2 separate regions of the Homo sapiens genome follow, and region 2 is linked to region 1. Evidence: chromatin loops called from intact Hi-C (ENCODE). Cell type or tissue: PC-3. All regions are shown on one strand. Links, peaks and the distances in the headings refer to the core of each region. The heading gives the core; the rest is flanking DNA. Region 1 holds the start of LOC107984537 (a long non-coding RNA gene). Region 2 overlaps LRRIQ1 (leucine rich repeats and IQ motif containing 1).

Region 1 (5,384 bases), core at 190-5,189:
TAGTATTTCTCAAATAACTAAAACAAACAAACAAACAAACAAAAAAGCTACTATTTGACCCAGCAATTCTACTACTAGGTATCTACCTGGAGGAAAAATGAATCATTTCACCAAAAAGACACTTGCACTCTCATGATATTGCAGCACTCTTTGCAATAGCAAAGTCATGGAATCAACATAAGTGTCCATCAAAAGTGGACTGAATAAAGAAAATGTGGTACATACACACTCTGGAATACAGCATAACTATAAAAAAGAACAAAATCATGTTACTTGCAGCAACATGGATGCAGGGGAGGCCATTATCCTAAGTTAATTTTTGCAGAAACAGAATATCAAATACCGCGTGTCCTCACTTGTAAGTGGGAACTAAACAACGGGTACACGTGGATATAAAGACGGAAACATCAGCACTGGGGACTCCAAAAGCGGGGAGGAAGACAGGAGGGCAAGGTTTGAAAAAACTACCAGTTGGGTATGATGTTTCGTATTTGTGTGGTGAGGTCAATAGAAGACCAGACCCCAGCATTATGTAATATATCCGTTTAACAAATCTGAACATGCATCCCTGAATCTGACGTAATACAAAAATAAAATACAATATTTTTTAAAAATATAAAACTATCTTATTCCAAACCCCTAATCACTTCTTCTGAAAATATGTCTTTTAATTAAAGTCATAAGATGTAATAGCGAATATGAAACATAACCAAAATTATTATTAAAACTTAGTTTGTATAGTAGAGAGAGTCAAGGAAGATGACCAATGAAAATGGGTAGCACAGCGGGCTGTGCTGTTTAAGAGTTGGAAGAGAAGAGAGGCTACTGGTGAAAATAGAGTTGTCTCAGTGAGAGCTATAGTAAGACCCAAGCTCTGTCTCTGGGAAAGAGGTACTTTGCTCCTTCTGGGCTGTTTAATTTACCACAACAAATAGTAGGAGGACCCAATAAAGGCATTCACCTGCTTACTACTGTTTGCCTACATTATAAGGTAACCCCCAATGTATTACAATATAATTAAGTCAGATTCAACAGTAAAGTACATATCTTAATTTCTGAAACAGTGTAAAACTCTGTAGTACTTCTAACTGTGTGGGAAAGAAAGAGAGATCAGACTGTTACTGTGTCTGTGTAGAAAGAAGTAGACGTAAGAGACTCCATTTTGTTCTGTACTAAGAAAAATTCTTCTGCCTTGAGATGCTGTTAATCTGTAACCCTACCCCCAACCCTGTGCTCCCTGAAACATGTGCTGTGTCAACTCAGGGTTAAATGGATTAAGGGCTGTGCAGGATGTGGTTTGTTAAACAAATGCTTGAAGGCAGCATACTTGTTAAGAGTATCACCACTCCCTAATCTCAAGTACCCAGAGCACAATACACTGGAGAAGGCCGCAGGGACCTCTGCCTAGGAAAGCCAGGTACTGTCCAAGGTTTCTCCCATGTGATAGTCTGAAATATGGCCTCGTGGGAAGGGAAAGACCTGACCATCCTCCAGCCCGACCCCCATAAAGGGTCCCTGCTGAGGAGGATTAGTAAAAGAGGAAGGAAGGCCTCTTTGCAGTTGAGATAAGAGGAAGGCATCTGTCTCCTGCTCCTCCCTGGGCAATGGAATGTCTCCCTGTAAAGCCCGATTGTATATTCCATCTACTGAGATAGGGGAAAACTGCCTTAGGGGTGGAGGTGGGAAATGCTGGCAGCAATACTGCTGTTTAAGGCATTGAGATGTTTATGTATATGCACATCAAAAGCACAGCACTTTTTATCTTGTTTATGATGCAGAGACATTTGTTCACATGTTTTCCTGCTGACCTTCTCTCCACTATTACCCTATTGTCCTGCCACATCCCCTCTCCGAGAAACACCCGATAATGATCAATAAATACTAAGGGAACTCAGAGGCCAGTGCCGGCGCGGGACCTCCGTATGCGAACGCCGGTCCCCTGGGCCCATTTTTCTTTCTCTATACTTTGTCTCTGTGTCTCTTTCTTTTCCAAGTCTCTCGTTCCACCTGATGAGAAACGCCCACAGGTGTGGAGGGGCAACCCACCCCTTCACTAACCAGCCAAGTAAATAATGAAACATAAATTATGACTCAGCTTTTGCTTCACTGTAAAAATCCTGCATTTATGGAAACTGGAAGCAAAGCTAACCTAAGCGTGCCATCTAGTGGAATGATCCAGCATGACCACAACAGGTTGTTCGCTCTCCCTGGATTTTTCTTAAAATGATGAAAATAAATTGGAGGGAGTCAGCCATGCAGAAATGGGATGCTCTAGCTAATACTTGGCAATTAAAGAAAGAAGTTTAAGCCTAGAAGTAAAGATGGGAGGGAATGCTAATCATTGTCTCCTTTCTCCCCCACAGAAAAACTCACTACCCAGCCCACAGGCAGAGAAGGGAGTGGAGGCGGCCAGCGGTGTGTCTCAGAAGAGCTGTAAATACTGTGCTGACACAGGGTGAGAAGGACCTTCCCACTGTGCTCACATTCCAGGGTAGGAGGGTCCTCTCATGGTGATGACTCCTGTGAAGGGGAAGATGGGACAAAGAAAGAAGTAGGAGTTGAGGGGGGTTGGGAGGAGTGCAGCTTTCCCTTAAAGAATTTGATAGTGATATAGATATGACTGCAATAATGATAATTTTGAAATGGCAGCTATGGAATATACAAGAGAAAGGAGGGCCTGATTGGAGATTAAACATCTAATAATTGCCCTGGGGCAAGAGTTGGAGGGAAGATTCTGAAACAATGTTTAGAATCCCATTTATACACCAAGCACTCCTGCATGGGGCAGGATTTTGGTAAACCCCAGGTATGTATACCCCAAAGTATGCATGTAACCACAACTTGAGGCCTTATTTACATAAGTGCCTGTATTACTTAAATAAGTTCAATACATCAAAAAATAAGTATGAGGCTTTTGTCAACTCTGTCATTACCTAAACTTGATCCAGATAGCTAAAAACAGAAGTTCTCTCTTGCTACTTTATAAATAGACTTCATAAAGAAATACAGCCCAAACTTTAATGCATACAGATATCCCTATAAAATACTTATTAGAAATGTGGTTTTGCAGGTTCCATCTGTGAGATTTGAGGGTTGATCTGAGGTAGAACTCAAGGATTTGAATTTAAAAAAGCACTCTTTGCTTCAGGTTGCATGTAACCACAATTGGAGAAATGCTTTCTACTAAGCCAAAGGTAAATTGGCACTGCCAATTGCTACTTCACAGAAAGTAAAAATGATGTTGAGAGGAAAGCAAGGAAGTATGGGATCTTGTGCTGCTGTTGTTACCTGGCTGCTCCAAAGAACCATAAGATTATAACCAACTCATCTTGGTTTGCCTGGGATTTTCCTGGTTTATCACTGAAATTCCTGTATCCTGGAAGACCCTTGAGCCCCAAGCAAACTAGGACAGTTGGTCACCTACTGAAGAAACTTCCTTAAAAAAGAGTTTGCACAGTTGTAGCTACCAGAAGAAAGCTCAGCAAAGATTCAAAGTCCTTCTAAAATGATCCAGATTGAGAATACCAGCTGCTGGGGAATCATTATTAGGCATTACATCAAGAGGAGGCATCAAAAATCCAACAGGAGAAGCTACCTTTGCTAACAATAGCGAAGAGGCAGAATTCAGAATTCTTACTGATTGGAGTCATCACAAGATTATATTATATTACATTATTATATTAGATTAGATGGTTTCTCCTGCTAGAAGCAACTTTTATTTTTTTTAACTTTAGCAGTCTTTTATTTCCAAAATGAGTAAATCAATGGACAAAAAAGAAATAGGAAGAAAATGAATTTGGCATAACTCATTACTAGAAAAGCAATGTTCATTTTGAATAATGGGAAACTGAATTTGTGTGAATTTGTGTGACATCATCCAAAGCCTCCAATTTCACCAATGTCATTCCTTTGCATCTGAGTCACACAGTTGGTAGTTTTTCACTTTAACTCTTCCAAAATAAAAGTAAATAAAAATATTCTATTAGGAAACCTGATAAATTTTGAAACCCAAAAGCTCAAGCCAGTTCTATAGACCTTGAATTTTTCAACCTAGCACTAAAATTGTCAGTAATGGATTGGATAGAATACAGGCTTACACAGAAACAAACATGGTTGACTTTTTCCAGACACAGAAAATAAGGTTACCAATGTTATAAAATCTCTAAGTTGTATCTACTTGGAGATACTGTGCTTGATATCAGTGGTCCCGATTTCATTAGGAGAAATCTGATCATCTTTCTGGAATTGAAAACTGGAAATGGCCCAGCTGGATTTCCTTTTAGAAGACACAAGGTTTCTTGAAATGAGCTATCCAAAAGTAAGATATTCCTTTCTTGCACCAGTAAAGACTGAATGAGCCTGAACAGGTGTTGCATAAATGACCACTTGATCACCCAAATGCATGAGCCTCTCTTCTTTCTGGATACAAGGTCAAGCCAAATCATGTTTTCTTGCCTCCCTTTTACTTATGTGTGGCCATGTACTAAATTCTAGCCAAAAGAAAGGAAGCAGAAATGATATGTGCTACTACCAAGATTGGACTATGAAAACCTACTACACATTCTCCTCAATGTATGCTTCACTTCAAGTCTACCAAGATGGTGGCTTACAGGGTATCGAAATCTGCTGAAGATGAGAGAACCTGCATTCACCTGGGAGCCCGAATGACTGTTAAGAAGGTCGCCTGTCCAGTTGATCACTTGACTGGTTTATGTGGGGAAAAATATATTCAGCAAGAGCTGATATGGTTTCAGGAGTATTGCTAGAGAAGTTAGCCTACTTTCACCAATTTGAACAAAAGCCGAAGATAGGCTGCATTATGAAGGCACTGTTTCTAGGGCTTGCTGTAAAAGATGATATCCAGGTAATGAGCATTCGTGAGGGCAGGTGATGCCTTTTGCTATGTGCCATGTCAATGCACAAGACAGACATACTTTCTCTAAGGCAGTCTATTTCCAGCAGAGAGTTTTCTTAAGTGTGAAAAGATATTGCAGTAGACAAGCAAGATTTCTTTTTATTTCTGCTAAAGGTAATAAACATTAAGGTCTCATTTTAAAAAATATAAATAAATTGAATTATAGGTGAAAAGGAATGCATCATGCTGCTACTTAACATTTCTTTGATTTCCCCAAATGGAAATTATGATTAAGCCTAAGTTTTAAGTTATAAGTCATTTGAGACGCTTCTGAATGTTGTCTCCAAATTTGTCTCCATATTTGAAGAACTATGTATTTCTCCAAGGACTCATAAAGTGGAGAGCGGTCAAATGTGCCAACAGCCTAAGAAAAGGAAAACTTTTAAGTGAAGGAAATGTTGCTAATAAGTGGAAAGGTTACGTTTTATTGAGTATACACATTTATGGTCATAGTTTTAAGTTTCGCTTC
Region 2 (5,384 bases), core at 174-5,173, 380 kb after region 1:
ACTCTAATACCAAAATCTGGCAGTGACAGAACAACAACAGAAAAAGGAAACTACAAGTCAATATCCCTGATGAACCTAGATGCAAAAATCCTCAACAAAATACTAGCAAACCAAATCTAGCAGCACATAAAAAAAGGTAACTCACCACAATCAAGTACACTTTATTACTGGGATGCCAGACTGTTTTAATACATGCAAATCAATAAATGTAATTCACCACATAAGCAGAATTAAAAACAAAAATCATATGATCCTCTCAATAGACACAGAAAAAGCTTTTGATAAAATCCAACATCCGTTAATGATAAAAACTCTCAACAAACTAGGCACTTAAAGAACATAACTCAAAATAATTAGAGCCCTATATGGCAAAGACACAACCAAGATTATAATGAATGGGCAAAAGCTGGAAGCATTCTCCTTGAGAACTGGAACAAGACAAGGATGTCCACTATCACCACTCCTATTCAACACAGTACTGGAAGTTCTAGTCAGAGCAATCAGGCAAGAGAAAGAAATAAAAGGCACACACACACAAAAAGAAGTAAAATACCTCACTTTCTGATGATGTGATTCTACATCTAGAAAATCCTAAAGACTCTGCCCAGAGGCTCCTCGATTTGATAAATGACTTCAGTAAAGTTTCAGGATACAAAATCAATGTAGAAAAATCAGTAGCATTTCTATACACCAGTAATATTGAAGCTGAGAGCCCTATCAAGAATACAAATCCATTTACAATAGACATACACACACAAACACACACGTACACACCTAGCAATATATCTAACCAGAATGTGAAAGATCTCTACAAAGAGAACTACAAAGCACCACTGAAAGAAATCAGAGATAATACAATGGAAAAACATTCCATGCTCATGGATTAAAGGAAGCAACATCATTAACATGGCCATACTGCCCAAAGGAGTTTACAGATATAACACTATTTCTACCAAACTACCAACATCATTTTTTATAGAATTAGAAAAAAAACTATTCTAAAATTAATATGGAACATAAAAAAGACCATATAGACAAGAAAATCCTAAGCAAAAAGAAGAAAGTCAGAGGTATCACACTACCAGACTTCAAACTATGCTATAAGACTATAGTAACCAAAATAGCATGGTATTGGTACAAAAACAAATAGACCAATGGGACAGGATATAGCAGTGGTCTCCAACCTCTCTGGCACCAGTGACCGGTTTCATGGTGATGGTTTCTGGATTATTCAAGCAAATTGCCTTTATTGTGAAATTTATTTTTATTATTATTACATTTTAGTATATAATAAAATAATTATACAACTCACCACAAAGTAGAATCAGTGGGAGCCCTGAGCTTGCTTTCCTGCAAATAGATGGCCCCATTTGTTGGTGATGGAAGACAGTGACATGCAAAGTGTGTTGCTTATGTCCAGTCTACAAAGTAATCTCATTTTGGTTGCTATCTCTCCAGAAAGCCCTGTTTCACAAAGATTAAATGCTGCAAATTGAAGCAGGCTTTCCAGCGCTTTTCTGGCAAACTCAGGATATCTAGCTTTGACTTTAATTCAGAATGTATGGAGATTTGAAGTTGTCTCAAATGTACTTTTAAGGCCACCATCATTTGCAGTCTCAAGCAGTTGATCCTCTTCTAGCCTGGCCAAAGTCAATTCACCTGGCTTATTCACAAATGGTCACAGATCCATTCCTTCTCAGTTCAGGGGTCTTTTGTGGTTGGGAAATAATGCTCAAACTCTTTTGAAAGCTGAGATAGGCAATGATGCAGCAGCTCGGAGAAAGGAGGCCTTGGCTCAGTCTCTTTCAAAAATCTCTGCTACTGTCTGAATCATATAAAAAATCTCTGTGTTCACTTGTTGCATCCAAAATTCCAGTTTGGCTTTGAATGCAGTCACTTTATCTGCCGACTTGAACACAATTATTGTTCTCTTCTGAAGTGACAGGTTGAGTTTGTTGAGGTGTCATATGTCATAGAAGTAAGCAAATGTGAGGACACTTTTTGTGTTACTGAAATGTGCTGCCAGTGGTGGGTGTTTTCTAAAATAAATCTTTGGAGTGGCTCTTATAGCTCAAAAACTCTGGCCAGTGATCTACCTTTAGAAAGCCATCTCACTTCTCTGTATAAGAGAAGACATGCATGCTCTGCATCCATCTTCTCACGTACGTGTGCAAACAGATGTGAGTTAAGGGCATGCACTTTAATGTGGTTGACAATTTTAGTCATATCCTGCAAAACATTAATTTCAAGTGACATTTTTGAGCTAGCCAGCATTTCTTTAAGGATGCCACCATGCATAACTTCCATTCAGAAGCAACCTCTTTGACCTGAGTAGTGAAACCAGAAAGCTGTCCAGTCATGGTAGCTGCTCCATTTGTGCATATACTGACACAAAATGATCAATTCCATTCTCCTGAGATGTAATTATTCAAATACTTGAATAGTTCTGCAGCTGTTGTGTTGGTTGACAACAAAAGTGTACATAACATATCCTCATGCACACCCTCCTGAAAAATATATCGCATAAAGACAAGTATTGTTACCTTGTTGTCAACATTAGTAGACTCATCAACCTGGATTGTGTACCATGGTGACTCATTAATCCTCTCCAACAATTACTTCTCAGTATCCTCTGCTATTTCATCTAATTGTCTGGTTATGGTGCTAGCCAAAAGAGGAACATGTGTCATCTTTTAAACTGCAGCCTCTCTTAAAACTTCATGACAAATGTCATTAGCAGCAGGCAGGATTAACTCTTCATCAATAGCAAAGGACTTCTTTGCTTTAGCGATGTGGTTAGTCTCTAAGAATGATGCCGTCGGCGCAGGCACGTTTGATAAAGTGGTGGCCTTCAATAACTGCTTCTGTTCTACATGTTTTTCCTTTTGACAAACACCAAAGGTTAGTGCAGGGTGCTTGGTCTCCATGTGACAAAGAAGTTTTGAAGGTTTCATGGGTTCATTGTATAGCCAGATGCCAAATATTATACAAAATGGACTTGGAGAATGTGAATCATTTGTTGCAATGAACTCGTGATTTAAGTGGAAATCTTGATATTTTCTTTTAGATGCAACTTTCCTTTTGTTGGCAGTCTTACAGAGTCTTCTGATGTCTCATCATTTGAAGAGTCTTTCACGGTTTTCAAATAAACTCTCCGGTGATGTTTGGCTTTTACTCATTTTGGCTGAGGTTATCTTGTGGGCTTACAAAAACTGTGACTGAGGCAAGTGCACAGTGCAGGAAAGAGGTGTGGATGGAAATGATAAATAAAATAATGAGTGGGCCACACACAGACTAAAATAAGTGTTGGATTCTGACTAAAAATCTGCCATAAGTTGCAGCTGTATAATTGAAGTACATCAACTCTCTTGACACCATAAAGCCTGCCACCAAATGCAGTTTGATTGTTACTTGCCACTCACTGATGGGGTTTTTATATGATTCTGTAAGCAACTGATTTGTTATGATCTCTGTGCAGTCAAAACTCTCTGCAAATGTTAATCTGTATTTGCAGCTACTCCCCAGATTATCGTAAGGAGTGTGCAACCTAGATCCCTTGCATGCTCAGTTCACAATAGGATTCACGCTCCTATGAGAATCTAATGCTGCTGATGAACTGACAGGTGGTGGAGCTCAGGCAGTAATGCAAACAGCAGTGAGCCATTGTAAATACAGACAAAGATTCACTCACTTGCCTACCACTCATCTTCTGCTGTGAGGCCTGGATTCTAACAGGCCATGGACCGCTACTGGTCCATAACCTGGAAGATGGGAACCCCTGGGATACAGAACTCAGAAATAAAGCCATACACGTACAATTATCTAATATTTAACAAATTTTTTAAGAAGCAAGCAATGTGGAAAGGGCTCCCTATTCAATAAATGGTGCTGGGATAACTGGCTATCCACATCCAGAATAAAACCGGACCTTTACTTTTCACCATATACAAAAACTAACTCAAGATGGATTAGATCTAAATGTAGCATCTAAAACTATAAAAATCCAGGAGAAAACCTAGGGACCACCATGCTGGATATCAGCCTTGTCAAAAAATTTATGACTAAGTCCCCAAAAGCAATTGCAACAACAACAACAACAAAAATTGACAAGTGGGACCTAATTAAACTAAAGAGCTTCTGTAAAGCAAAAGAAACTATCAACAGAGTAAACAGACAACCTATAGAATAGGAGAAAATATTCCCAAACTATACATCTGACAAAGGTCTAAAATACAGAATCTATAAGGAATTTTTAAACAATTCAACAAACAAAAAACAACCACATTAAAACACGCGCAAAGGACATAAACAGACACTTCTCAAAGGAAGACTGTATTAGGCCATTCTTGCATTGCTATAAATAAATAACCGAGACTGGACAATTTATAAATAAAAGAGGTTTAACTGGCTCCTGGTTCTACAGGCTTTACAGAAAGTATGGTGCTGGCATCTTCTCAGCTTCTAGAGAGACCTTAGGAAGCTTACAATCATCGTAAAAGGCAATTAGGGAGCAGACATGTCACAAGGTAAAAAAAAGAAGCAAGTGAGAGAGAGGGGGCAGATGCCACACACTTTTAAACCACCAGATCTCATGAGAACTCACTATTGAAAAGACAGCATCAAGCTATCAGGGATCCACCCCATAAGTCAAACACCTCCCACCATACCTCACCTTCAGCATTGGGGATTAAAATTCAACATGAGACTCGGGCAGGAACAAATAACCAAGTTGTATTTAGATATTTATCCACCCCTGCCCCCTCCCAAATATCATGTCCTTCTCACATTGTAAAATATAATCATGCCTTCCCAACAGTCCCCTAAAGTCTTAACTCATTTCAGAATTAACTCAAAAGTCCAAAGTCTCATCTGAGATAAGGCAAGTCCCTTCCACCTATGTGTCTGTAAAATCAGAAACAAGTTATTTACTTCTAAGATACAATGAAAGTATCAGAACTGGGTAAACACTACAATTCCAAAAGGGAGAAATCAGCCAAATGAAAGGGGCTACAATCCCCATGCAAATTCAAAACCCAGCAAGGAAGTCATTAAATCTTAAAGCTCCAAAATAATCTCCTTTGACTCCAGGGTACAATGCTGTAAGGGTTGGACTTCCAAGGTCTGGGAAAACTCCACTGCTGTAGCTTTACCGGGTTTATCCCCAGAGGTTGCTCTCATGGGCTGGAGTTGAGTGTCTGTAGCTTTTTTGGATGCAAGGTGCAAGCTGCCAGTGGATCTACAATTCTTGAGTCTGGAGGACCGTGGTACCCTTCTCTTAGCTCTACTAGGTAGTGCCTCAGTAGAGACTGTGTCGGGCCTCCAATCACACATTTCCCCTCTGCCCTACTTTGGTAGAGGTTCTCTATGAGGGCTCTGCCTTGCCT

What was found. Hi-C counts contacts between places; a loop is a spot of excess contacts. Peaks named below come from ENCODE experiments on the same cell type or tissue, not always from the same donor. Only the 100,000 strongest peaks of a DNase experiment are listed, where the experiment ranks them.
Region 2: it touches region 1 in a loop (3-fold over the local background); 1 of 110 quality-filtered maps calls a loop at or near these places.

Annotation. Positions count from the first base shown.
Region 1 is chr12:85,465,609-85,470,992 of GRCh38, reverse strand. The region is part of intron 4 of LINC02820 (long intergenic non-protein coding RNA 2820); the gene reads right to left. LOC107984537 (a long non-coding RNA gene) reads left to right here and starts at 1,358. Exons shown (of 3, transcript XR_001749238.2): 1 at 1,358-1,417; 2 at 2,364-2,455; 3 at 3,149-5,384. RefSeq lists an enhancer at 2,197-2,246. In PC-3, for the core only: a CTCF peak has its summit at 2,169 (motif pointing left); DNase peaks (open chromatin) are centred at 1,352, 2,112 and 3,882; H3K4me3 peaks cover 820 bases; H3K27ac peaks cover 3,584 bases.
Region 2 is chr12:85,090,238-85,095,621 of GRCh38, reverse strand. The region is part of intron 11 of LRRIQ1 (leucine rich repeats and IQ motif containing 1); the gene reads right to left. Among named protein-coding and RNA genes, the nearest start is that of LRRIQ1, 57 kb to the right of the region's middle. In PC-3, for the core only: no CTCF peak of the experiment used is centred there; DNase peaks (open chromatin) are centred at 2,531 and 3,101; H3K4me3 peaks cover 636 bases; H3K27ac peaks cover 2,833 bases.